Regions from separate parts of the Homo sapiens genome. Here all the other regions are linked to region 2. The links are chromatin loops, found by intact Hi-C in ENCODE. Cell type or tissue: PC-9. All regions are shown on one strand.

Evidence for each region. Peaks named below come from ENCODE experiments on the same cell type or tissue, not always from the same donor. Only the 100,000 strongest peaks of a DNase experiment are listed, where the experiment ranks them.
Region 1: it touches region 2 in a loop (7-fold over the local background); 4 of 110 quality-filtered maps call a loop at or near these places.
Region 3: it touches region 2 in a loop (3-fold over the local background); 2 of 110 quality-filtered maps call a loop at or near these places.

The regions. Positions count from the first base shown.
Region 1 is chr9:134,547,667-134,555,666 of GRCh38, reverse strand. No RefSeq gene overlaps it. Among named protein-coding and RNA genes, the nearest start is that of COL5A1, 90 kb to the left of the region's middle. RefSeq lists enhancers at 250-852, 1,716-2,236, 2,237-2,758. In PC-9, no CTCF peak of the experiment used is centred here; a DNase peak (open chromatin) is centred at 3,496; H3K27me3 peaks cover 2,825 bases.
Region 2 is chr9:134,599,623-134,607,622 of GRCh38, reverse strand. No RefSeq gene overlaps it. Among named protein-coding and RNA genes, the nearest start is that of COL5A1, 38 kb to the left of the region's middle. RefSeq lists enhancers at 3,490-4,401, 4,402-5,314. In PC-9, no CTCF peak of the experiment used is centred here; a DNase peak (open chromatin) is centred at 4,802; H3K4me3 peaks cover 333 bases; H3K27ac peaks cover 1,568 bases.
Region 3 is chr9:134,666,534-134,674,533 of GRCh38, reverse strand. All of the region lies in intron 1 of COL5A1 (collagen type V alpha 1 chain), which reads right to left. Among named protein-coding and RNA genes, the nearest start is that of COL5A1-AS1, 18 kb to the right of the region's middle. In PC-9, no CTCF peak of the experiment used is centred here; a DNase peak (open chromatin) is centred at 4,223; H3K27me3 peaks cover 1,706 bases.

The DNA of each region.
Region 1 (8,000 bases), 52 kb after region 2:
TCGACAAGTCCCTACCCTCCTGTGGGTCTCCCATTCCCATGGGGAAACACATGGGTCAGCTTTCCCCTGCAGCCCCAGCTGGCTCTAAGAGCCTTCCTTCCAGAACATGGTAAGTAATTTATCAAAGGTTCTCAAAATGCCCTGCCCCCTCTGCCCAGCTCTGTGGCTCAGAGAAAATTCCTGTGCTCTTTCCATGACTTCCTGCAATGCCTTCCCACATGTTTCCATATCACTGGGTCCTGTTCCCTCAGCCGTCCCTGCAGCTGTGCGGTTTTAACAACTGCTGGCCTAGAAGGCAGCATCCACTGAGACAGTGACCACTGAGGAACACGATAGACTCAGAAATGGGGAAACAGCCGCCCAGAGACGGCAAGCGAGCTGCCCAAGGTCACACAGCGTAGGATGGGTGCTGGGATGCTATGATGCCCTCCACCCACCTCGCTATCCTCAGGGGCCTCCCTGAGATCTCCCAGGCTTCCTGTGCCCAGAGTATCCACGAACCCAGGACCTGGCACAGCCACCAGCCACTCTGCATGGCTGGACCCATCATCTGTGGACCACTGAGCCTTTGGGCTTATCTGGATGATTCTAGCCCCACCCTGGCTGGGCTCAGACTGTCTCCAGGGCCTTGGGGAGAGCGGCTGGCCCAGCATGTGGATGAGCTCAGCCTCCCGCGTCTGGTCCCCAGATGCCCCAGTGAGACCTCCTCTGCCTTCTCAGGCGATCTTCCTCTGATCCCCACCCAGCACGCTTGTCCTCAGGAGACAGAGGTCAGCTCGTGCTTGGCCCGCAGAGCCCAGGCCATGGAGGGCCCAGCCAGGACAGCCAGCGGAGGTTGCCTTGCAAGCCTGGGGGTGGAGCCTCCATGGCTGGCTGCAGAGCCGAGCAGGGAGGAGGCCAATGCTGTGAGTGCAGGGAGGGGCTGGTGATGCCTGCCATGGCATAGATGGGGGCAAGGCTCACTGTGTGGACCACGATGGAGGTGCCCTTGAGTCGCTGTGGCACTTGTCCACCTTAGGGCTTGTTTGCTGGTCTGGATGGGTAGGAGAGCAAGGGGGGCCCTGTCAGTCCAGGGCTCCGCCTGGGCAGCGCTCTACACAGACAGTGCCCAAGGCAGGTGCGGCGTCCACAACAGCGGCGCTTCCTCAGTCCTGCAGAACTGGACACCTCAGCACCCGAGCTGCTGTCACCCAAACCGTCTCACCTGAGCCTCCCAGCAGGTGACGAGCGCAGAGCAGGGGGAGTCAGTCCATCTCTCGGATGAGGCACTGACCCCCAGGGCAAGGTCACAGTCAAGGCAGTCTGGAACCCAAATCTCTCTCAAGCCCAAGTGACAGGCCCCTGCGGAGCCACCTCCCACCAACCCCAGCGGGCTGTGCCGCTCATAGCTCCTCTACGTCCTGGCAGCCTAGAGATCCTGACACCCTAGACGCCCGCCTCCCAGCATTGTCCATCTCTGGCTTTCTGTTTGCTGGGCCTCCGGAGTGCCCTCCATCCACAGGGCATCGGCCCACCTGGGTCCCCTGAAGTGCCTTCCTGTCTCCCCACCTTCCCAGCCCCCACACCCCCCTGCTCACTCCGCCAGGCCTGCAGGACTCCCAGGCTCTGTGTCTCCCTCAGACCCACCCAGGCCCCCCGAGGGCTGACAGCCCCCATCCCCTGCTGGGAAATGAATTCCCCCTCCCCAGCCTTCCTCTTCCTCCCCTTCTCTTTGCCCGGAAAGGCATTCGGCAAGAAAGTGAAAGGAGAGGCTTTCTCTTCTTATTAACCTGGAGTTGTGTTGCGGGCGGCGCCAGAAACTGCAAAACCATCGCTGTCCTCACATGTTTCTCTGGAGACCGAGGGAACCAGAGCCCTCCAGAGCCGCACAGGAAACCCCATTGGGGATTGGACGGCACCCCTGATGAGCTGCTATTCCCCAGGGAGCACTGAGGGGCTGGAGAACCTGGGGAGGCAGGAAGAAGATCACTCTGACTTTGCTGGGAGTGGCGTCTTCACCGTCACAGCCTGGCATCAAGGGGAGCACTTGTCAAAAGTCTGAGAGCATGGGGGTGGGCTCTGCCCGGCTTCCTGCCCGGACCTCCCAGGAAGCGGGGAGCCCAGGAGGAGGGGATGGAAAGTGCAGAATGCCGGCCTCGGGCCCCTGCTCTCCTCTCCCCAGCCTGCCTGTCCCAACAAGGAGGGCTGGTCCACACTCGCACTGGGCCAGCCGGGCCGCGCCAGGCCTGGCACATGCTGGGCACTCAAGAAGTGCCTGCTGCATGAAGGTTGGGTGAGCGCCATCTCCGAGCAATGCTGTGCCTACAGGCCACTCAGGGTGACTCTCTGGACACAGCCCACCCTGACTTCTGCCCCAAATCAAACTGCAGCTGCTGGTACTGCCGACAGCAGGGAAGCCCCTTGGGACCCAGGAGGAGGCCTGGTGGGGATCTGACGCGGCTGAGGCCCAGGCTGAGCTGGAGCCCCGGGTCAGCCCCAGGCACTGCATCACGGGCCACAGCTGGTTGGGGCTCTTCTCTCCACTACCCTGACCCAGCCTCTGGCCCGCCCCTTCCACTGCCCAAAAGGGAAAAGCCACAGTCTGGCTCTGCAGAGGGGAAAGTGCACTTGGTCAGGAGTGTCAGCAAAACCAAAGTCTAAAATGCTGAGCCCCCTGAGCTCAGAACTTAGTGTTCAAAGGCTCACCAAGTCCTGAGGTGTGGCCAGCAGTACGGAGCCAGCTGCAGGGACCCCACCCGAGGCAAAGGCCCAGCCCTGTCCTGGGGAGCTACAAGCCAGGGCAAGCATGGCTGAGGGACATGGGCACAGGTGGTCCCAATTCTCACCTTAGCAGGTGCTGGCCCTGGGGCACCAAAGGACTTCTGGGGGAGATGGTGCCCAGGGTGTGGCTGGCGGTTGATCTGGGGTTACTGGTCCTGTTTTCAGGTCACTGTAGTGGGGTTACATGGAAGCCCCCGGTCACACTCACCTAGAACCCCCATTCTGTTCCTGGGGGACCTGCACATCTGCAGAGGGCTTTCCATGCCTGCCCCACCCAGCTGGCACCCAGGGAGGTGGAAGAAGACAAGGCAGCCTCCCTCCAGTCCCTCAGACTCCGCCGGACCCCAGTGTCAGCAGAGCTGGTCACTGAGTAGTAGTAGTACTAGTACTACATGGGTACAAGGGAGACCCAAAGCCAGGACAGGGACCCCAGGCCACCCCCGACCCCACATCCGCTTGTTCAGCTGGACTGGCCAGGTTCTCCCTTCTCCTTGCCATTTCAATCATCTCAGGGCAATTTCCTTTCTCGTCTGAACTCTGATTCCTCCCCAGATGGCTTCCTCCCTCGTTCCCCCTCTAGCGGGTCTGGGCCAAGCCCCGTGGCTAAGGAACATCACAGGCCGTCGCTAGGAAGGGCACCGCGGCGGGTCGGCCGGAAGGCTCTGGCGGCAGCGCGCGTGCTTGGAAAGGGAAGTCCTCCTGCAGAAAGGCGCGGGCTGGGGCTTGGGGCCTGTCCCACCGAACCAGGCTCAGTGGCCACAACTATGCCATGAGCACATTTTTAGACTGTGAGTCAACTGCTAATAGAGTGATTTTTATAATCACCCCAGAAGGAAGGCTGATTTATAGCTCTTCTCGATGGAGCAGAGTCAGCAGGAGGTGGGTCTGAAATAGACTTGGGGTGGGGGGTGGGGGAAGGATCCCTCCTAGACCAGCCACTGGCCGGCGTGAAACAAGGCAGAGAAGGCTGCACAAACCTCTCGGCCCCTTGTCCACGGGGAGTCTGGGCTCCCTGAGATGAAGAGCAAGACCAAGTTTGCTGTCCTATCAATCAGGACACTGAATTAGATCCCCTAGGGCTGGCTTATATTACTGTCACTTCAGCATTTAGTTACAAGGGAAAATAAATCAATCGCAGAAATCATTGTCTGTGCTTCTATCCTATGCCAAGCCGTATGGATTTTGGGAGATGAAGAAGACCAACCTTTTGTGCAGGAAGGGGGCCACATGCAGGAAAAAGAAAGTTCCAGATGTAAACACATAATGGTCTGTGGGTCTCATCTGAGCCTGTTGAGCTTGAACTCAGTGGAGAGTTGTCCCGTCAGACCAGCCTGTTTGTGTGTCGACGGCTGCGAGGGATGCGCGCACGCCTGGACCGTTCAACCAGCGGCTGACGCGGCGGAGGCTCTGCAGCCTTTGCCCTCTGCCCCCTCCAGGTGGAAGGCCGGCTCCCTCACCTGCGGAGGATGCCAGGTCATGGCAGGGCTTCTGCAGGGCGGCTCCCAGGACCACTGGGGTCTCTACTTGGGAAAAGGGGCCATGGGCAGGGAGCCAAGACCCGAAAACTCAGCGACTCAGCCTTTTGCTTCTCCAGGACGGGGTCCTCCAGCACAGAGGACCCCTTCGATTCCACCCTCACACGCAGTTGACAACCAGCTCTGCCCCGCAGCTGCGGCCCTGGGGAACAGAGCGGCCCCAGCTCTAAACTGAAGGTGGGTGTGACGTCTCCCACACGGAGGATGTAAAGCGGGACAGGTGTGAAGAGGCGGAGAGATGCAGGTGCTGAAGCACCATCCAGTCCAAGGACAGCAAAGAGCCAGTGTCCACCTGGCCCCCTTCCCTCCTGTTCTCACAACACACGTTGCTGGTCAGCCCTCCCTCCTGTCAATTTTGGGCTGCTCCTCAGAGTCCTTCTCAACACAGCCCTCTGGGCCACCACGTGGAATTGGTGAGGATCATTTATGAAACAAGTTCTCCGTTTCTCTACATTATAAATAAAACTGAAACTCAGAGGGGCAAGGACCTGCCTGAGACCACTCAGAGTTGGAGCAAAGCAGACACGTGGCCGCAGTTGTCCAGAACACCCAGGAGAGGGGGCCGAAGGAGGTGTCCGGGGAGGCGGGAACACCTGAATGACACAGTGCCAGATGGGACAGGGGCTGCAGGGGCATCACTAAGGACACATGTGCTTGTTGAGTGAGTGAAGGATAAACATGAAGTCAACAAGACGTGGGGTGGGAGGTGGCACAGGAGCTGAGAAGGTGGAGTGGAAAAACAAACAGAGATGACAATCGACGGCCTGCAATGAAGGTTATTGTCATTAGGAAGCAAGTCTTTTATGATGGTGGGAAAAGAATATGCATTGGCTCGGCACTTGAAATGAATATTCCCATTTTATAACCAGCAAGACCCAAAGAAAGGGGATTGGTCGGAAACACCATAGAGCTGTTCCTCCGGGAGGCCCCCAGGGAAAGCAAGAGGGTCCCAGGCACAGCCACCACTGCCAGGGATGACCTTCAGAGAGAGGCCTCAGCCGCCACCACCCAGCCTCCACCACCCAGCCTTCTCCACCCAGCCTTCTCCACCCAGCCTCCACCACCCAGCCTCCACCACCCAGCCTCCACCACCCAGCCTTCTCCACCCAGCCTCCACCACCCAGCCTTCTCCACCCAGCCTCCACCACCCAGCCTCCACCACCCAGCCGCCACCACCCAGCCGCCACCACCCAGCCGCCACCACCCACCACCCAGCCTCCACCACCCAGCCGCCACCACCCAGCCTCCACCACCCAGCCTTCTCCACCCAGCCTTCTCCACCCAGCCTCCACCACCCAGCCTCCACCACCCAGCCTCCTCCACCCAGCCTCCACCACCCAGCCTTCTCCACCCAGCCTCCACCACCCAGCCTTCGCCACCCAGCCTCCACCACCCAGCCTTCTCCACCCAGCCTCCACCACCCAGCCTTCTCCACCCAGCATCCACCACCCAGCCTCCACCACCCAGCCTTCTCCACCCAGCCTCCACCACCCAGCCTGCAGCTGAAAACAAAACAGGTTGTGCCCTTCAGCAAGGGTGAGAGAGCCCAGTGAAAATGTCACTTTCCCTCAGATGGCTGCCTCGGTGGCTCTGTCTTACTGACTGTGTGTGCCGCATGTTTCTTTTATTTCAGCTGATGTGGGGTAACGGGGCCCTGCCTTCTCCCACAAACCCCCTGCCAGGACTCTGGAGGCAAACTGTCCCCAAAAGAAATGGTATGAGGCACCCTCAGCTCCTCCAGTGACCCATGGCCTGCTCCCTCCACAACATCCCCACCCCCAGCCTCAGGCTGGCACAGAGGGACAACCACGGCTGCGTAGACTCCCAGACGGATGCTCACGATGTTAGGGGCGGCCTGGCCCTGTGCCCACCTGAGGGTTCCCGGAATTCCAGCTGCCTGAGAAAGTCGGTGAGAGCCCAAGAAGGTGTTCTGGCACCCTGGATCTCCCGGATCTCCCGCTTCCCGAGGGGCCCGGAGAGAACAGACTTATGGAAGCATGGATTCTACGGATAGCCAGAGTCAGAGATGGTCTGGGTGCCAGCCACAGAAGGTACTGAAGCCAGAAGGGAAACACAACTGTCCACATACGGTAGTCAGTGCGGTTAAGAAGGAGGATTCCTGAGTCGGACATACCTGGGCTCAAACGGCTCTGCCACATCCTAAGTGCGTGGCCTTGGGGAGGGGCCTAACCTGACTCACCTGAGCCTCCTCATCGGTGGAGATGACACCTATGAGACGGGATAGCAGTGAGGTTGAAACACAGTAACACACGTGTTTAATCACACACATGCATATACACACACGCAGGCACACACACAAGCATGCGCACACTGCTTGGCACAGAAAGTGAGATATACTCAGTGCTGGGCTAGTACATGTTTAACAATCTTAGCTCTCTGGGGTAAACAAAATCCTAGAAAACAGACCCACTTTGTAGCACGCGCCGAGTCGACTTCCCCGGGGCAGATACTCCAAACCCTGGCTCTGCGCGCGATGTCCCTGAGCGGGCCTGGGAGGAGGTGAGAGTTACCCGCACGCCACCGGCTGCGCTGGTCCCAGCACAGGGCTGCTCCACCCAGAAGCTGCTGGCCTGACGGGTGACAGAGGGGCCTTTTGACCAGGCTGCAAGACTCTGACTTGGAGACAGGCCGCTGGAGGGTGAGTGCTATGGTTTGAACGTGTGCGTCCCCCCAGCATTTACATGTTGGAGCCTAAGGCCCAATGTGATAGTATTAAAGGGTGGGGCCCTTCAGAGGCGATTGAGTTATAAGGGCTGCAGCCCCATGAATGGGATCAGTGTCCTTATAAAAGGGCTCAAGGGACCTAGCTAGACCCCTTTTTGCCTTCCTGCCTTCCACCATGTGAGGACATAGTACGTGTCCCCTCCGGAGGATGCAGCATTCAAGGCACTGTCTTGGAGTGAGAGACCAGGCCCTCCCCAGACACCGAACCTTCCTTCGCCTCCTTGATCTTGAACTTCCCAGCCTCCAGTACTGTCAGCAATAATGTCTGCTGCCCCCAGATGACCCAGCCTGAGACGTTTTGTTGCAGTAGCAGACATAGACTGCCAGCGAGGATGGGGCCCCTCTCCAGAACGGCAGACACCCGTCCCTGACCATCTAATGGCCTTGTGCACCCAGAGGGTAGAATACACCAGTCTAAGAGCCAAGGGAAGGGAGAGGGGAGGTCCCACTCACCACACCCCTGTGATTGGGTGAGGGAGCTCATCTTCCTGTCTTCATAACGTCGGGCCCAGTGAGCCCAGGAGTCCAGTTTCTCCTAAGGCATTGCTGTCCCCAGAGACACAGGAAGAGTCCCCTCCAGTTTCCCTTGACTGCCTCTTGCTCACTGTGGGCTCCTCACGCCAACAGACCAGCAGCGTAAGAAGGAGATGGTCACTGAAGCGGGAAATTGGCCTCTTAGCCGGAGTCACTGGGCCTGCTCCTCGTGGGGGGGTGGGGTGCTGCTGCCACACAACAGGGGAGGGAAGAACACAGTTTCAACTCTGCGCACACCCCTAAGCATGTGTGAGGGTGACAGGACAGATGCAAGAGCTGGTTGGAGAAGGGCCTGGTGACCGGGGCACTGACCTGAGGGGCAAGGGTGGGGGTCACCCAGCTTAAGGCCAGACCAGCAGAGGCAACAGGCGGGGGTGAAGGGAATTGAGAATGGGTGGCTGAGGGGAGAAATGACGAGGCTGGCTG
Region 2 (8,000 bases):
TGAGGATTCAGCAGGAAGGTGCTGAGACAGGAGGCGGAGCTTGATTCAGGAGGCAGGGCTCCATTCAGGAGGTGGGGTTCGATTCAGGAGGTGGGGCTGGATTCAGGAGGCGGGGCTTGATTCAGGAGGTGGGGCTCAGACACCAGAGGAAATGAGGACAAGCTAAATAAAACAGGAATGGAGAGGAGGGAGCTTTCCATAAGACACACCCACCCACCAATGCGCCATTGTCAGTTTACCATTGCCATGGCAACCATCTGACCACTTGAAAGTTACCACTCTTTTCCTAGAAATTTCTGCATAATCGGCTCCTTGATTTGCATATAATTAAAATGGGTATAAATATGCCTGCAGCCCTGCCTCTGAGCTGCTACTCTGGGCTCACTGCCTATGGGGTAGCCCTGCTCTGCAAGGAGCAGGACCTCGGCTGCTGTGTGCATGGCTGCTTCAATACAAGTTGCTATTCAACACTGTCCTCTCACCCTTGAATTCTTTCCTGCGCAAAGCCAAGAACTCTTGTGGGTTAAGCCCCAATTTGGGGCTCACCTGCCTTGCATCAGCACCTTCTGTAAACCAGGAGACAGGTCCTCACCTAACACCAAATCTGTTGCCTCCAGAACTGTGAGAAATGAATTCCTGGTTTTTTTTGTTTGTTTGTTTTGAGATGGAGTCTTGCTCTGTCACCCAGGCTGGAGTGCAGTGGTGCGATCTCAGCTCACTGCAACCTCTGCCTTCCAGGTTCAAGTGATTCTCCTGCCTCAGCCTCCCAAGTAGCTGGGATTATAGGTGCGTGCCACAACACCTGGCTAATTTTTGTGCTTTTAGTAGAGACAGGGTCTCACCATGTTGGCCAGGCTGGTCTCAAACTCCTCACCTCAAGTGATCCACCTGCCTGGGCCTCCCAAAGTACTGGGATTACAGGCATGAGCCACTGTGCCCAGCCCCTGTTTTTTTTCAAGTGACCTGACTTAGGGTATTTTGTTATAGCAGACCCAGCAGACTATGATGGAAAATAGGTGCTGAGAAGTGGGCTGTTGGTATAACAAACCCCTGGACATGTGGATGCAGCTTCAGAGCTGGATAATGGGTAGAGGCTGGAAAAGTTTTGAGGTGTGTGCTAGGAAAAGCCCACATCACTGTGAACTGACTGTCGGGAATGATTCTGGTGAGGGCTCGGAAGGAGAGCAGGAGAGAAAGCCTCAGTCTTCTTGGAGATGACCTAAGTGGCTGTGAATAGAAGATTGGTGGGGATGCGGACGGGAGAGGCCATGATTGTGAGGTCTCAGATGGAAATGAGGAGCACTTATTGGAAACTGGAGGAAAGGCCATCCTTGTTACCGAGTGGCAAAGAACTTGGCTGAATTGTGTCGCGTCTGGGTGTTCTCTGGAAGGTGGAACTTGTATGCAATGAAACAGGATATTTGGCAGAAGAAATTGCTAAGCAGTGTCAAGAGTGAAGCCTGGCTTCTCTCAATGCTTGGAGTAAAATGCCAGAAGAGAGGAATACTTTAGACAGGTGGAATTTGTAATCAAAAAGGAAGCAAAACTTTAACTTCGGAAAATTCTTAGTCTATCCTCATTGAAAAGAATGAGAAAGTGTATTCAGGAGAAGACACTCAAGGCGTGGCTGCATTCCCATCTGAGAAGGAGACAGTTCCATCTACACTGAAGCCAGGAGCTGTTGTCTAAGACAATGGAAGAGTGGACCGAAGACTTTCAGAGGTTCTGGAGCTGCCCCTCCCATCACAGGCCCAGAATGCCAGGGCCTGGGGGCCAAGATGATTCAAAAGGGGCCACTCTAGCTTAGAATCCACTGGGCCCAGACCTGGCACAGGCCACACTGGCCCTGCTCTCTGGGGACCTAGGGGTGAACCTTTGCTGTGTCTGCATGGTGCTATCTTTGCCAGTTTGCACAGTGCATGAGCTACAGAGCTGTGGCTGCCTCCAGCTAGATTTCTAAAGATGGAGCCAGCTGGAGACACAGGTTCACGACCCACAACATAGACAGGGCATGACTTCAGGGGCTGGGCCCCACAGAGAGGCCCATAGCGGTAATGCCTGCGGGAGCCAAGCTGTGGGGCCAGGGCTCCCTCTCCATCCCAGACCAGTAGAGCCACTGGCTTGTGATTTCAGTCCAAGAGAGTTACAGACGCCACCCAGCAATGTCTCAGGGGCGGTGCCGGAGGAGCCTTGCAGCCCAGTCCCTGCCCCAGTGTGTGCGGAAGGTGGAATGATTATCATTATTATTATTTTTGAGATGGAGTCTCACTCTGTCGCCCAGGCTGGAGTGCAGTGGTGCGATCTCGGCTCATTGTAAGCTCCACTTCCCAGGTTCACGCCGTTCTCCTGCCTCAGCCTCCCGAGTAGCTGGGACTACAGGTGCCCGCCACTACACCTGGCTAATTTTTGTATTTTTAGTAGAGATGAGGTTTCACTGTGTTAGCCAGGATGGTCTCAATCTCCTGACCTTGTGATCGGCCTGCCGCGGCCTCCCAAAGCGCTGGGATTACAGGCATGAGCCACCGCGCCCGGCCTGAACGATTATTCTTGAGTCTAAGACTAGTCTGCCTCACTGGGTTTCGGGCGTGCTTGGGGCCTGTTATCCTGTCTTCTTCACCAGTTATCTCTTTTGGAATGGGAGTGTCTGTGCTACACTTGTCCCACCATTGAATTTTGGAAGCATAACGTGCTTGATTTCACAGGCTCACAGCTGGAGGGAAATCTGCCTCAAGATGAATCGTACCTTTGGTCTCACCCACATCTGATCTAATAAAGGAAAAAAAATAAACAGGCTTTGAGGACTGTTTAGCTGCAGGGAAAATGTTCACCATGTAACGTGAAGTGACAAAGCGAGTTCCTAACTGCAGCTGATTGTCGATCGGCAGAGACTGGCACACTGGAGCAGCATTCGCTGTGATCACACCACGGGCACACACAGAGGAGTCCAGTGTAGTTTGTGTGAGGGAGAGAGAGAGAGATTGGATTTGAGAATGGAACTGAAATTGTGCATGAATGGAATTTGAATTCCAAGACAAACCCCATCTAAATTCTCGCTCCTAGAGATAGCTTAGCCCTGCACAGTTCATCTAACCTGTTTCTACAACGTGGAGTCTTTGGTGGAATGAAGGTAGGGAAAAGCCTCCCTCAGAGGGCTGTTTGAGGGGCGCCCTAATAAAATGCTGATAGTCGAAGAGGCTCTGCAAGCTGTGACGTGCTGGGCAATTGTTCCTCCTAATTTCCAGTGAGAATCGCTTCCACTCGGTGTGTATCCAGAATGAGTATCAGCACAGCTCAAACCTTCTAAGGCTCCGGGACCCAGAGTGGGAGCTTGGGAACACCAAGAAGGCCATGAGGGGAGGGAGCTATGGAGAAGGAGAGAGAGGGAACCACATTGCCAGTGAAAATTCTCCCCCACCTTCTTTTCTTCCCCTCCCTTTCCCTTCTTATTTTTCCCTCCCTTTTCCGTTCTTTCCCCTCCCTCCCTCCCTCCCTACCTTTGTTTCTTTCTCTCTCTCTTTCTTTTTTTCTTTCTTTCCTTCCTTCCTTCCTTTCTCTCTCCTTCCTTCCTTCTTTTCTTTCTTTCATTCTTTCTTTTTTTCTCTTTCTTTCCTTTTTTCTTCTTTTTACTTCTTCATGCATTCAAACACCCATCCAGTGTCCACTGTGCCCCAGGTCTATATCAGGCCTATAACATGAGGCTGGCTCCGTCTAACCTCAAGGAACATCACTTGGGGGACAACGGCTTTTATCACTGGGGGATGCCCGTTCAAGTCCACTGCGTTGTGTCTGCCTTTGTGCGCTCAGCAGAATCCCAGCCACACTCACATTCCCACAAGGACATTCCCCCCATCTCATCCCTTCTGGGTCTCTCTCCCTGTGGCCCTCTGTGCCTAGACTTGGAAAGTTGACCTTCTGTACCCTTTACAATGGTGGCCTTGTTGTTCCCTGGGCGCTGGAGGCCCGAGGAGGCCACTGCTTCTCTGTAGCCTCGCTGTGCTCTGGGCCAGAGTGTGGTGCCCTTGCGCTGGCCCACGATGCCCTGCCTGCCAGGTGAAAGGCACCAGATAACACGACATGTCTTTTTTTTTTTTTTTTTTTTTTTTTTTGAAACAGAGTCTCAGTCTGTCGCCCAGGCTGGAGTGCAGTGGCGTGGTCTCGGCTCACTGCAAGCTCCACCTCCTGGGTTCACGCCATTCTCCTGCCTCAGCCTCCCTAGTAGCTGGGACTACAGGCGCCCGCCACCACACCCGGCTAATTTTTTGTATTGTTTTTAGTAGAGACGGGGTTTCATCATGTTGGCCAGGATGGTCTCCATCTCTGACCTTGTGATCCGCCCGCCTCGGCCTCCCAAAGTGCTGGAATCACAGGCATGAGCCACCGCGCCCGGCCGACATGCCTTTATCGTCATATATACACATAGCAATTAACCAGACAAGAGTTCCTCGTTTCTCTCCTGGCTCTGCCAGAACACGGAGCTGACCCCCTCGGTGCTTGCAGGGGGGCCGCCCTGGCCGTGGTGTTGGTGGCCCAGGGCAGGGTGGAACACCCGCCATCCTCGCACCACACCAGCAGGCTTTTCCTCCAAGAAGAAAGGGGCGGTGATGGGAAGGACGGATGATCCAGTCTTTGTCAGGAAATGGCAATGATGCAGGCCTTGAGCAGGCCTGCGGGTTCCCATAATTGCTGGGCTCATCAAAGAAAATCCATCTAAGCAAATTTAAGAAGAGCCAGCCCCCTGGCTGGGAGCTGCTCAGGCCATTTGTCATTACTTCCTCCTGATAAGGCCAGTGTTTCATCCAGGAAGAATGTGGCTCGCGCGTTCCCAGTCTCTTTCTCGGGCCATTCCGAAGGTGGGAGCTGCGGACCTCTCAAGAGCGCAGACGGAGCCCCCGGCTCTGTTTGCAGAAATTCCACTGCCGGTCTGGGCTGTGAATCATGCTCAGGGTTTGGAAAAAGTTGCAGCATCAAAGCCAACTGAGGTTTGGGGCTCATCCCAGATGTGGTGTCGGGGCAGGGGGAAGGGCAGTGTTCCTTCCCGAGGCTTCCCCATAGGCACTATCTGGGGACAGGGTGGGGGTGGGGGCCATCAAGCTAAGGATGGGACTTAGTCACTGGTCAACGTTCCCAGAAACCTGGATTCCTCCAGTTGACCAGCTCAAACCACAAACACAGCCTCTGCATCCTGGTTCTACAATTCTCTAAGGGGCCTCAAACAATTTCTACGAGTGTCCCCAAGTCCCCAGAATAAAACTGTTCCTCAGCAGGCACACAAACCCTTTTACCATCACCCCAAACATCCAGAATGTTGGTGAGACACCAGGAGCTGGGAGTTGGTGGGGGGGGAGTCTTATTACCAAATAGTGGAAGGACCCCCCAGTCATCTGGCGACAGAGAACTTAGAGAGACCAAAGGCCACTTTTTTTTTATAAACAGAGAAATTGAGGCCCAACAGAGCAAAGGAGTCCCCCCTCCACCCCAGGTCCCAGAGCATTAAACAGCATAAACCACAGGACCTGCATCGACTCTAGAAATGTCCACCATTAGGCTCTCCTCCCACGTGACCTGCTGAGGACATATATGCATTTTTCCACTTTATAAGCAAATTTGCAAGACTTCACATGGAAGTCATTCATCACCACCACCTCTCACCCCATGGCCTCCTTTTGCAAGTCTTCACATCTTGCTCTCTGGCACAGCTGGAGTGCACCCCTCAGGGATATTTTTCCAGAAGGGTGTGCTGCCGCTGAGAGCACGCCCTTCTGCGGCCATCACCCACTGCAGGCAGCTCGCTGGGCATGGAATTTAGAGTCACGTTCTCTATCCTTCAGTGTGTGCTGGAGTGTTGTTGCTCCAGTGGCATTTCATTTCATGCTGCAGAGAGATCTTGGGACCAAGCTGATTCTGCTCCTTTGTAAATGAACTTTCTCTCCCTCTCAGGAGGACGTGAACCCTAAGAATGAGGTTTTCGTGTTTCCCATAAGAAATGAGTGCAGCTCAGCCAAGTTTCTCCATAGGATCCAGGGTCCTGCCTGGGCCTGAAAACCTGGACTCCAACTCTGTCCTGTCACGAAGTGGGTTTGTGGCCTTCAGTTGTCACTTCACTCATTTCTTTAGGGAGATAATACTTCCTTCCTGTATCTGCTAGCTCAGGCATGGTTATGCTGGGAAACAAGCATCCCCTGGCATCTACATGGTTTAAAACAAGAAGGAAGTATTTCTTGCTCCTTGTACCTTGAGGGTCAGGGGCCTGTCCTGTACCTCTGGACACCTTCACTCTGTGGTCCTGGCTGCTGGAGCCTCCACCCCCTGGGAATATCGTCCATGGCCGTGGGAACAGAGGACTTCTCTCAGTGCCTCTGCTCAGAAGTAAAATGGTGGCTTCATTTGCAGGAGCAAGTCAAATGACCATGCTCCACTTCAAGGAGGGAGGAGGTGCTGCCCCCTGCCCAGAAGCTGAGGGAGGTGGGCACTGGTGAGAAGTAGGAATGACAGCTCATTCCCTCCCAGGGTCCACATGGGGGACAAGGAGACCCTGACCCCACAGCCAGCAGCACACCCCGGTGTACGCAAACAGCAGCAAATGCAGGGCCTGGGGACTCTGCCCTGGGCGCTCCATGGTCGCTGACAGTTAACTATGGGAAGCTGGAAAAGCCAGAGGGCGGGTGATGGGGCTCTTTCTGCTCCAGGCCACCAGGTAGAGTAGGAAGTGATACTCCTTGAAGTGGCTCAGGGGCAGCGTGTGCACCCAAAGGAGGAGCTTCAGGGAGGGACAGCTGAGAATACGGCCTGGCCTGGCCTGGCCAGCAGAACAGGGACCATGATCCTGTTTACTTCTCCATTGCCCGTGTGGGTTTCTTTTTTTCTTTTTCTTTTTTTTTTTTTTGTTTTTTATAGACTGGGTCTCGCTATGTTGTCCAGGCTGGTCTTGAACTCCTGGGCTCAAGCGATCCTCCTTGGCCTCCCCAGCAGCTGGGACTGCAGACAGGCACCACCACGCCCGGCCCGTGTGAATTTTTTCTTCTCATTTCCCTTTACTTGATGTAGGTTGGGGACCTTACTCTGGAGATCACTCACGGACACTCCTTTGAAAAGGAAGAATGTTGCAACCTGGCAAAAGTGGGATCATCCAATTTTCTAAATCCCCAGGTCCTTGTGATCCTTAAGAAGTGATCTTGTTTTATCTGAAGCTCCAGATGCAACAGAACTCAGGTGGGAGAGTCTGGTTTCAAGTGCAAAGCCCCATGGAATGGGGCGTGGAATCCCCAGCCCACCCCGTCCAGGGCAGCTGGGATTTTATCTTTATATTCTCTCTCTTTTCTTCCATCTCCTTCTCTTCTCTTTCTCTCTCTCCCTCCCTCTTCCTTCCTGCCTCATCCCCTTTCACCCTGTCTCTCTTCTCTCATTCCCTGCTTCTCTCCTCCTTCTCTTTTCTCTCTGTCTCTCCCTCTGTGTCTCTGTCTCCTCTCTCTCCTCTCTCTGTGTGTCTCTTCTGTCTGTGTGTGTCTGTCTGTCTGTGTCTCTCTCAGTATCTGTCTCTGTATGTCTGTCTCTGTGTCTCTATCTTCTCTCCATCTCTATATGTCTTGCTGTCTGTGTGGGTATCTCTCTCTCCTCTCTGTCTCTGTGTGTCTCTCTGTCTCTGTGTGTCTCTCTATGTGTCTCTCTTTTCTCTGTCTCTGTATGTCTCTCTTTTTCTGTGTGTCTGTCTCTGTGTGTGTCTGTCTCTTCTCTCTGTCTCTGTGTGTGTCTCTGTGTGTCTCTCTCTTCTCTCTGTCCCTGTGGGTGTGTCTCTGTCTCTGTGTGTCTCTCTCTGTCTCTCTCTTCTCTCTGTCTCTGTGTGTGTCTCTGTCTCTATATGTCTGTCTGTCTCTGTGTGTGTCTCTGTCTCTGTGTCTTTCTGTGTGTCTCTCTCTTTTCTCTGTCTCTGTGTCTCTCTGTGTTTCTCTTTCTCTATGTCTCTCTGTGTGTCTCTCTCTTCTCTGTCTCTGTGTCTCTCTGTC
Region 3 (8,000 bases), 67 kb before region 2:
CATCCAACACACACACACACTATCAAGATACACAACATGTCCATCACCCCCAGGAGTTCCCTTATGTCTCTCTCCTCACTCATCTTTTTTCTGTCCCTGCAGTTCTGCCTTTTCTCAAATGTCATATAAATGGAACCGTGTCCCCTGCGTCTTTCGTGTCTGCTTCTCTCGCTTAGCACAGTGCTTTCGTGCCACCCTGTTCGGGCACTCATGCCTTCTGTTGCCAAGCAGTATTCCCGCTTGTTTGTCCCCGTACCAGGTGGGCACTTGGGCTGCTCCCTGCTTGAGGCTATTGCAATAACACAGCACATGAGTGCTCACATACATGTCTCTGTATGGACGCATGTTTCATTTCTCTTGGATGAATGCCTATACATGGAATTACTTTGTCCTGTGGTAAAGGAAGGGCTAATCTTATAAAACACAGCCAAACTGTTTTCCAAAGTGGTTGCACCCCTTTGCATCCCCACCAAGAATGGGTGATAGTTTTTCCACATCCTCACTCACACTTTTGCAGTATGTCCTTATGGTTTTAAGTTGTATTTCTCCAATGACTAACCCTGACAAACATCTTTTCAGATGCATGTTGGCACGCCTCTGTCTTCTTTTCTGGAACATTTGTCTGAATCTTCTGCCCAGTTTTAAGTGGGGTCATTTGCCTCCATGCTGTGGAGTTGTGACCATGTTTTATGCATTTTAGACATAAGTTCTTTATCAGATATGTGTTTTATAAACATTTTCTTCCAATCTTATTACCTTTCCATTTTCCAACAGTGTCTTTTGAAAAGTATAAGGTGTTGTTTTAATAAAGTCTGATTTATCAGCTTTTTAATCTTTTAATGGCTCATAGTTTTGTTTCCTATCTAAGAAATCTTTGCCTAACTCAAGGTAAAAAAACTCAAGATTTTCTCTTTTGTCTTATGCTTTATAAAAGTTTTAAATCTTACCTTTAAATACATGACCCATCTTAATTTTTGTATATTATTTGAGGTAAGGGTCATGGCTTATTCTATTGCAAATAGATATCCAGTTGTTTCAGCACCATTGTATCTTAGCATTTTTTTTTTTTTTTTTGAGATGGAGTCTCGCCATATTGCCCAGGCTGGAGTGCAGTGGCGTGATCTCGGCTCACTGCAGCATCTTAGCACTTTTATGGAAAACCAAAAGATTATTTACATGTGAGTCTATTTCTGGACTTGATTCTATTCCATTGGTCTATATGTCTTTCTGTCAACACTACACTGTCTTCATCACTATAGCTTTAGAGCAAGTCTCAAAATCACAAAGCATAAGCCCTCCGATGTTCTTCTTTTTCAAAATTGTTTTGGTTATATTAGGTCCTTTGCATCCCCACATAAATTTCAGAATCATCTTATCAATCTCTATTTTTAAAAAGCCTGCTGGGATTTTAATTGACATTGAATTGAATCTATAGATCAAGTCGAGGTGGAATAATATCTTAACAATATTGAGTCTTCTGGTCCATGAGAATGGTATATCTTTGCATTTAAATCTTAAGATCTTCGTTGATTTATCTATGCAATATTTTGTAATCATCAGTGAATAAGTCATGCATATTTTCATTAGATATATCTCTAAGTATTTTATATTTTTAATATTGTTGTAACAGCTTTTTAAATTCCTGTTTCTAACTGTTCATTGCTAGTATCTAGAAATACAATGAATTTTTGTAAATTGACTTTGTATTCTGTCGCCATGCTAAACTTTTTAGTTCTAGAAGTTATTTTGTAGATTCCTTAGAATTTTTTTCACATAGTCACTAATGTGATCTGCAAATAAAGACAGTTTTACTTCATCCTTTCCAATCAATATGCCTCTTATTTTATTTTCTTACCTTATTTCACCAGCTAGGATCTCCATACAATGTTAATAGGTGTGATACGAGCAGACGTTCCTGCCTTGTTCCTGATCTTAGGGTGAAAGCATTTAGTATGTGGATTTTACATGAATGTCCTTTATCAAATTGAGGGGCTTCTCTTTTATTCCTAATTTATTGAGATTTGCTCATCATGTTTTAAGTTTAAAACTACTACAAAGTAGTATGTAATCCCAATTTTGCAAATACAGGCATGGAACAAATAGTAGAAAGTAAATACATCAAAATGTTCCTTTAGTAATGTGTTTGGTTATACTTAATAGAAACCAACATCATTAACATCATCATAATCATCACCATCACCATCATAATGGTTTAAACAAATAAGACATTATGACTCATTTTCATCTTCTTTTTTATACTTTTTGGTAGCTTTTAACACTTCTATCATGGACACATATTGCTTTTATAACAAATGAATGGAATAATAAATGCCAATTGGCATCTAGCAGGAAATTGCATTACATAATTAAGTACATAGATATTTAACATCTCTCCATATCTAACTGAAGCTGCAAGACAGTCATGGATCTTTGGCCTTTGCCTTGATAATGGGCAATTTTTAACTGGCCTTTATAAAACAAAACTGCATTTGCACTTCTCAGGAATGTCTCCACTTCCCAGGAGTGTGACATTTGAAGTGGGCCCCCCCACACCAAGTGTCCTCACAGGGCCCTTGGTCAGGCCCAAGTGCAGCTTGCACTTGCCCTTTCAGACAAAACTGTGGAATGTGGACAAAAGACAAACGCGCCTGTTGGCTCATTGTTCTTCCCCAGCCCTGGCATCGGACAGCACTTGCCTTTACGGTTTCATTACAACGGGCAGATTTAGAAATACAAGGAAATTGGCCCCGGGAGATGGTTTAGCACCTATTAAATGCTGCAAAACAGACAACGTGATAGAGGAAGCTAAAAGGAATACACTTCCAGTTACAAATGAAAGCCCCTCTCTGTCCACTCAACCCTTCACGCACTCGTCCAGATGTGTGGTTCCTCACACCCATCCGAGGGGAGCCACTTTAGAGCTGCGGGTGAGCCCAGTGGGGTTCCTCTCTGGCTCTGCTGACTCAGCTCTGAAATTATTTTATTCAGTTCTTTGATGCAAGTAAAGGAACATTGTGGTGGGTCACTGTGACCTTTGGGAGGAATATTTTACATTACTTCCCCGGGACCAGAGGCATTTTTCAATTACGAGAGCTTTGCAAGTTTTCAAAACACTAGAAATGGACTCAAAACCAGCTACATGGGCCCTGAATGAACACATAACTGTACTGTGCGAGATCCCAGAGACGCAACAAAGGATGCACCACACATTGGTGCACTGGGGGCAGGACTTGGAGCTGACGTTCCCCTGTGAGTCTGCACACCCAGTGGGTTAATGGAGCCAAGCTTCAAGGTCCCCTCCGCGGTGGGCAGCTGGGGGCTCTCCAGGTGTCTCATGCGCAGGAGCTGTCTGAACAGCTCCGTCTGCCCTCCCAGAAGTGGGTGAAGCACAAGTGTGTGGGGCCACATGGAGCTCATTTTCACACTGAAAAAATCCATCTGCAAGAATCCAACCTGCTGCCCCAGACGACTGAGTCAGGCTGCGGCCCCAAAGCTGCAGCAGGCCCCGACTTCACGTCTCCTCACAGCAGCCCAGGCCCACCTCTCTACCAGCCACCTCCAGACATCAGCTCCCTCCCGGCCTTGTGGTATTTCAGTGTGGAAGGCAGGCCCAGGCACATGCGTTTAGTGCAGCCACCAGGTGGGGAGAAGACCCGCAAGTCAGCAGAACCCCCACACAGACAGAGCTGTCCACTCCATCACCGCAGTGGGGACTCAGCACACAGATGGCCAGAGAAAGGGAGGGAAGGAGGGGAAAGTAATGAGCATCTAGTGAATGTCTGCTGGGTTCTAGAAGATTCCCTTACATTTTCTGACTCAATGGGAGGAGAGGTCTAAAGCTCTACATGCATGTGAGTTTCCACTCTTAAGAGTAATTCAGCTTCTCGGGACAGCCTGTGGAGCAGGAAGTGCTGCTCCATCCTCCAGACAACGACCCGGGGGCTTGCCTAAAAGGGTCTCCAAGACGTGCCACAGGCCCAGGAAACAATCACACCAGGGCCCAAGCATTAAATCACAGCTCCCCACTGCCTCTCTAGGAGCAGAGAGGGGGAAGTAACTGGCTTAGCATGGGTGAGCAGCCCCAGTTCTCGGACATGGGGTCCACCTGGGTTTAACACCTAAGGATAACACTGCCTGGGGCACAGTTGCTCAGGTGACAACTGCCTGTTGGTTGGAATGTAATTCTGCAATAAAAAGGCTTTAAAATGTCCCTATGCTTGGATGCAGTGAGTCAATGTCTAAGAATCCGCCCTAAGGAAATAATCAGAGAGACAGAAAGGATTTATCAGAAAGATGTTCATCCAAGTGTCATTTATAACAGCAAACGATTGGAAACAACCCAAACCCAACATGAGAGGAACAGTTAAGAAAACTATGATACAAACATGCGGTGGAATGTTCAGCAGCCGTTGAGATATTTACAAAGAGCTGATAATGACATCAGAAAATCTCTGTGTCTAAGTGCAGGGCACAACACCGTTTCTGCACATGAGTTCAACCATGCAAAGAAAAAATGTGAGGAAAGGAAAATAAAGTCATTTTGATATTTCCCAAATGTACTATAATGAGTATGCGTTCCTTTTAGAGTCAAGAAAAGTTAACAAAGTTATTTGGAGAATGAGTTGCGTCTCTGAATCTATAAGCCAATATCCAGGAACATGTGGACTTTAAATTCCCAGTTCTCAGTTCCCACCATGGAGTTGTCTTATGTCTTACTGTCAACAGGAATGCTCTCCTCACTTCTCCCCTCCCATCCACACCCCACCTCTGCGGAGAGCCAGGGTTACTTCCACATCCCCACTTCCTCCGGCGTGGTAGGCTGCCTCCTCTCATAACTCTTAAAAAGCACTCAGCACCTCATGATGATTCTGACTGTACCGTCGGCTGCTGCTGCAACTGGATTTCTCTTGTCTCTCAGTTCAAGCCAACAAAACAGCTTGAGAATCTAGTTGTATCTGGTACCATTCAAAGCACTGCAGAAACTAGTAAGTTAGCCACTCCTGGCCGCCTAGTGTAGACAGTGGAAGTCTGAGATGGTCGTAAACCACCCTAACACAAAAATGCCAATCGCTATGGTAGAGGAGGCAGCCCAGTGCTATGACAAAATCATGGACAGATGAATGGATGGGTGGATAAGTGGATGGATGGATGAATGGATGTGTAGATGAATGGATGGAAGAAGGGATGGAAAGAAGGAAGGAAGGAAGGAAGGAGAAGGGAAGGGGAGGGGAGGGGAGGGGAGGGAAGGGAAGGGAAGGGAAGGGAAGGGAAGGGAAGGGAAGGGAAGGGAAGGGAAGGAAAGGGAAGGGAAGGGAAGGGAAAAGGAAAGGGAAAGGGAAAGGAAAAGTGAAAGGGAAAAGGAGGGAGGGAAGGAAGGAAGAGTAGGTGGAAGGGAGGGTGGATGGGTGGGTGATTGAATAGATATATGGTCTGGATCAATGGGTGAAAGGATGGGTGGATGGATGGATGGAAGGATGAGTAGATGAATGGATAGGTGAGTAAATGGATAAATGGGATGGATGGTTGGGTGAGTGGGTGGGTGGGTGGATGGATGGATGGATGGATGGATGGATGGATGGGTGGGTGGGTGGAAGGATGGATGATTGGATGGGCAGAAGGATGGATGGATGGATTGATGGATGAATGGGTAGATGGATGGATGAATGGATACATAGATGGAAGGACAGTTGGATGGTTGGTTGAATGAATAGGTGGGTGGACAGGTGGATGAACAGTGAATGGGTACATGAGTATATGGACACATGGAGTATGGACAAATGGGTGGACAGATGGATGGGTAGATTAATGATATGGATGCACAGGTGAACGGATGGAAGAACAGTTGGATGGATGGGTGAGTGGGTGTCTGATTGGATGGATTTATAGTTTAGATGGATGGGTTGGTATATACATGGATATATGGGTAGATTAATGGTATGGATGGACAAGTAGATAGATGGATGGATGGATGCATTGATGGATGAATGGGTGGGTAAAGACACCAATACACCTTTGCTGATTTAAACTAAATTTAAGGCACCCAATTTCTTGCTGTTCTCTCCTGCTACCCTACCTGGTGTTGAGTGATAGCCAAGCTAAATGCCTCACGCAAAGACCAAGATCACACAGTGATCAGGCGTTTGCACATTCTGTTCCTCAGACCTGGAATCCTCCTCTTCCCCCGACTCCCACTCTTGGTGAATTCCTATTCATCTCCTAGACCTCATCTTAGACATTGCTACCTCTGAAAGGGCTCCTTAAGCCTCATGCTGGATCAGTGGCCATCCTATGTGTTTATTCTTATAGCATTAGATTGAACCATGTGAAATGGCCAATGTTTGATCATTCTGGCCTACAGGATAGCAATTCCACATGGATCACAAGATCTTCTGATTGTCCAATCCCAGCAGGACACAGGACTCGAGAGCAGGGACCACACTTCACCTTTTTGCTTCTGACATTTGGGGCTATGACTGACCCAAAGTGCCTGGTACATCCACAACACTGTCAGCTGAAAAGGTGGATGAGCAGGTCTCAACTCCTTCCCACCCCTCACAGCTCTGTGTTCCAACACAACAGACCAGCTCAGCCTACCTGGTAGGAAGAGCAGAGGCTGAAGTTTGGGGGAAATGTCATGTTCCAGCAGGGACTGCATAGAAACAAGACACAAAACGCCCTAGGAAGTGAGGGATTTCAGCTCCTTTTCTAGGATGAACGGATCCCTATTGCTCCACAGAGCCCCCTGTCCTAGAGTCAGGCACTTGTCACCCCCTCCCATGACTGTCTGTGCCTGAGGACTTCCAGGTGAAGGACCTTCAAATCTTGTGTCTGGGCTGGCTTCCTGGGAGGTGGGGCACCTCTAAGCAGAGAATCAGCCAGAAAGGAAGACTGCAAGGATACCTGTGATGTGGAAAGAGATAAGCCTAGCGACAGCAGGTGGCCCTGCTGCTGGACACCAAGGTGAGGCCCTAGTGGGGCAGTGCATGGAGATGGTGCAGTTATGAGTGACAAGTGAGCACCAGGGTGTGGGGTGGTGCTGGCAGGGCTGGAGGTCACCGGCCACACCACTTCCAAGCCATCAACTGCTGAGCACCAGTGACCAAACAGAGCCCATCCCACTGCAAATGCTGTCACATCCTTTGTCCCTCTGACTCCCTGAAGAAGGCCCTGGTGGTCAGCGTTCCACAGCCACTGATCCTGAGAGGGCCTGGAGGCATTTCCAAACCTCCAGTGCCCACCAGATAGGCTAGGGACAGGTGCCATGCATGGCCAGGATGCTGCCAATTGTGAATAAGGTACAATGTGTGTGCATCCATTCCACGGGTGAACATCAAATAACAGGACAGGCACTGAGCCCACAGAAGTTCTGTGCTGGGAAAGTCACCATAAGCAGCTAGATCCAAGGTCCCAGCTCTCAGTCGTATGGTTCCTGGCAATTTCCTTCATGTTCCTCTTTTCTAAAACAAGCTCGTCATTATGCCCGATGACTGAAACATAATGTCTAGAGATCAATGCCAGACCCACAGGAAGTAATCAAAAAATGGTTATGTGTCATCACCCTGTCATCAGCACTGGGGTCATGTCATCCCCATCCTCGAGGAGATGTGAGTTATTTTGCAAAGGCAGCTCAACATGTATACCGTGAAAGAAGAAAATAGTGAATTTAATGAAGGACCAAAATGTTTTACCCTATCGCACAGGTGAAGAAACTGAGTCCCAAAGAGTCTACTCCCCCAAATCTCACAGACTCAGTGCTGAATCAAGGCCAGCCCAGGTTTGTGTCCCCATACCCGCTGGCAGAAGAAAAGGGTCACGATGGGCTAGCCACACTCCATCCTCCAGGCACCCCCAGTGAGGGAGCCCCCTGGTAGAGAAAGGACAAACTAGCTTACCCCACCCTGAGGCCAAACAAGAGAGGCAAAGGCCTTGACCTTCACGAGCTCTCAGTCATCCAGGAGAGAGAAGAGGAAGACGCATGCCAGGCTGGGACTGTCCCTGGC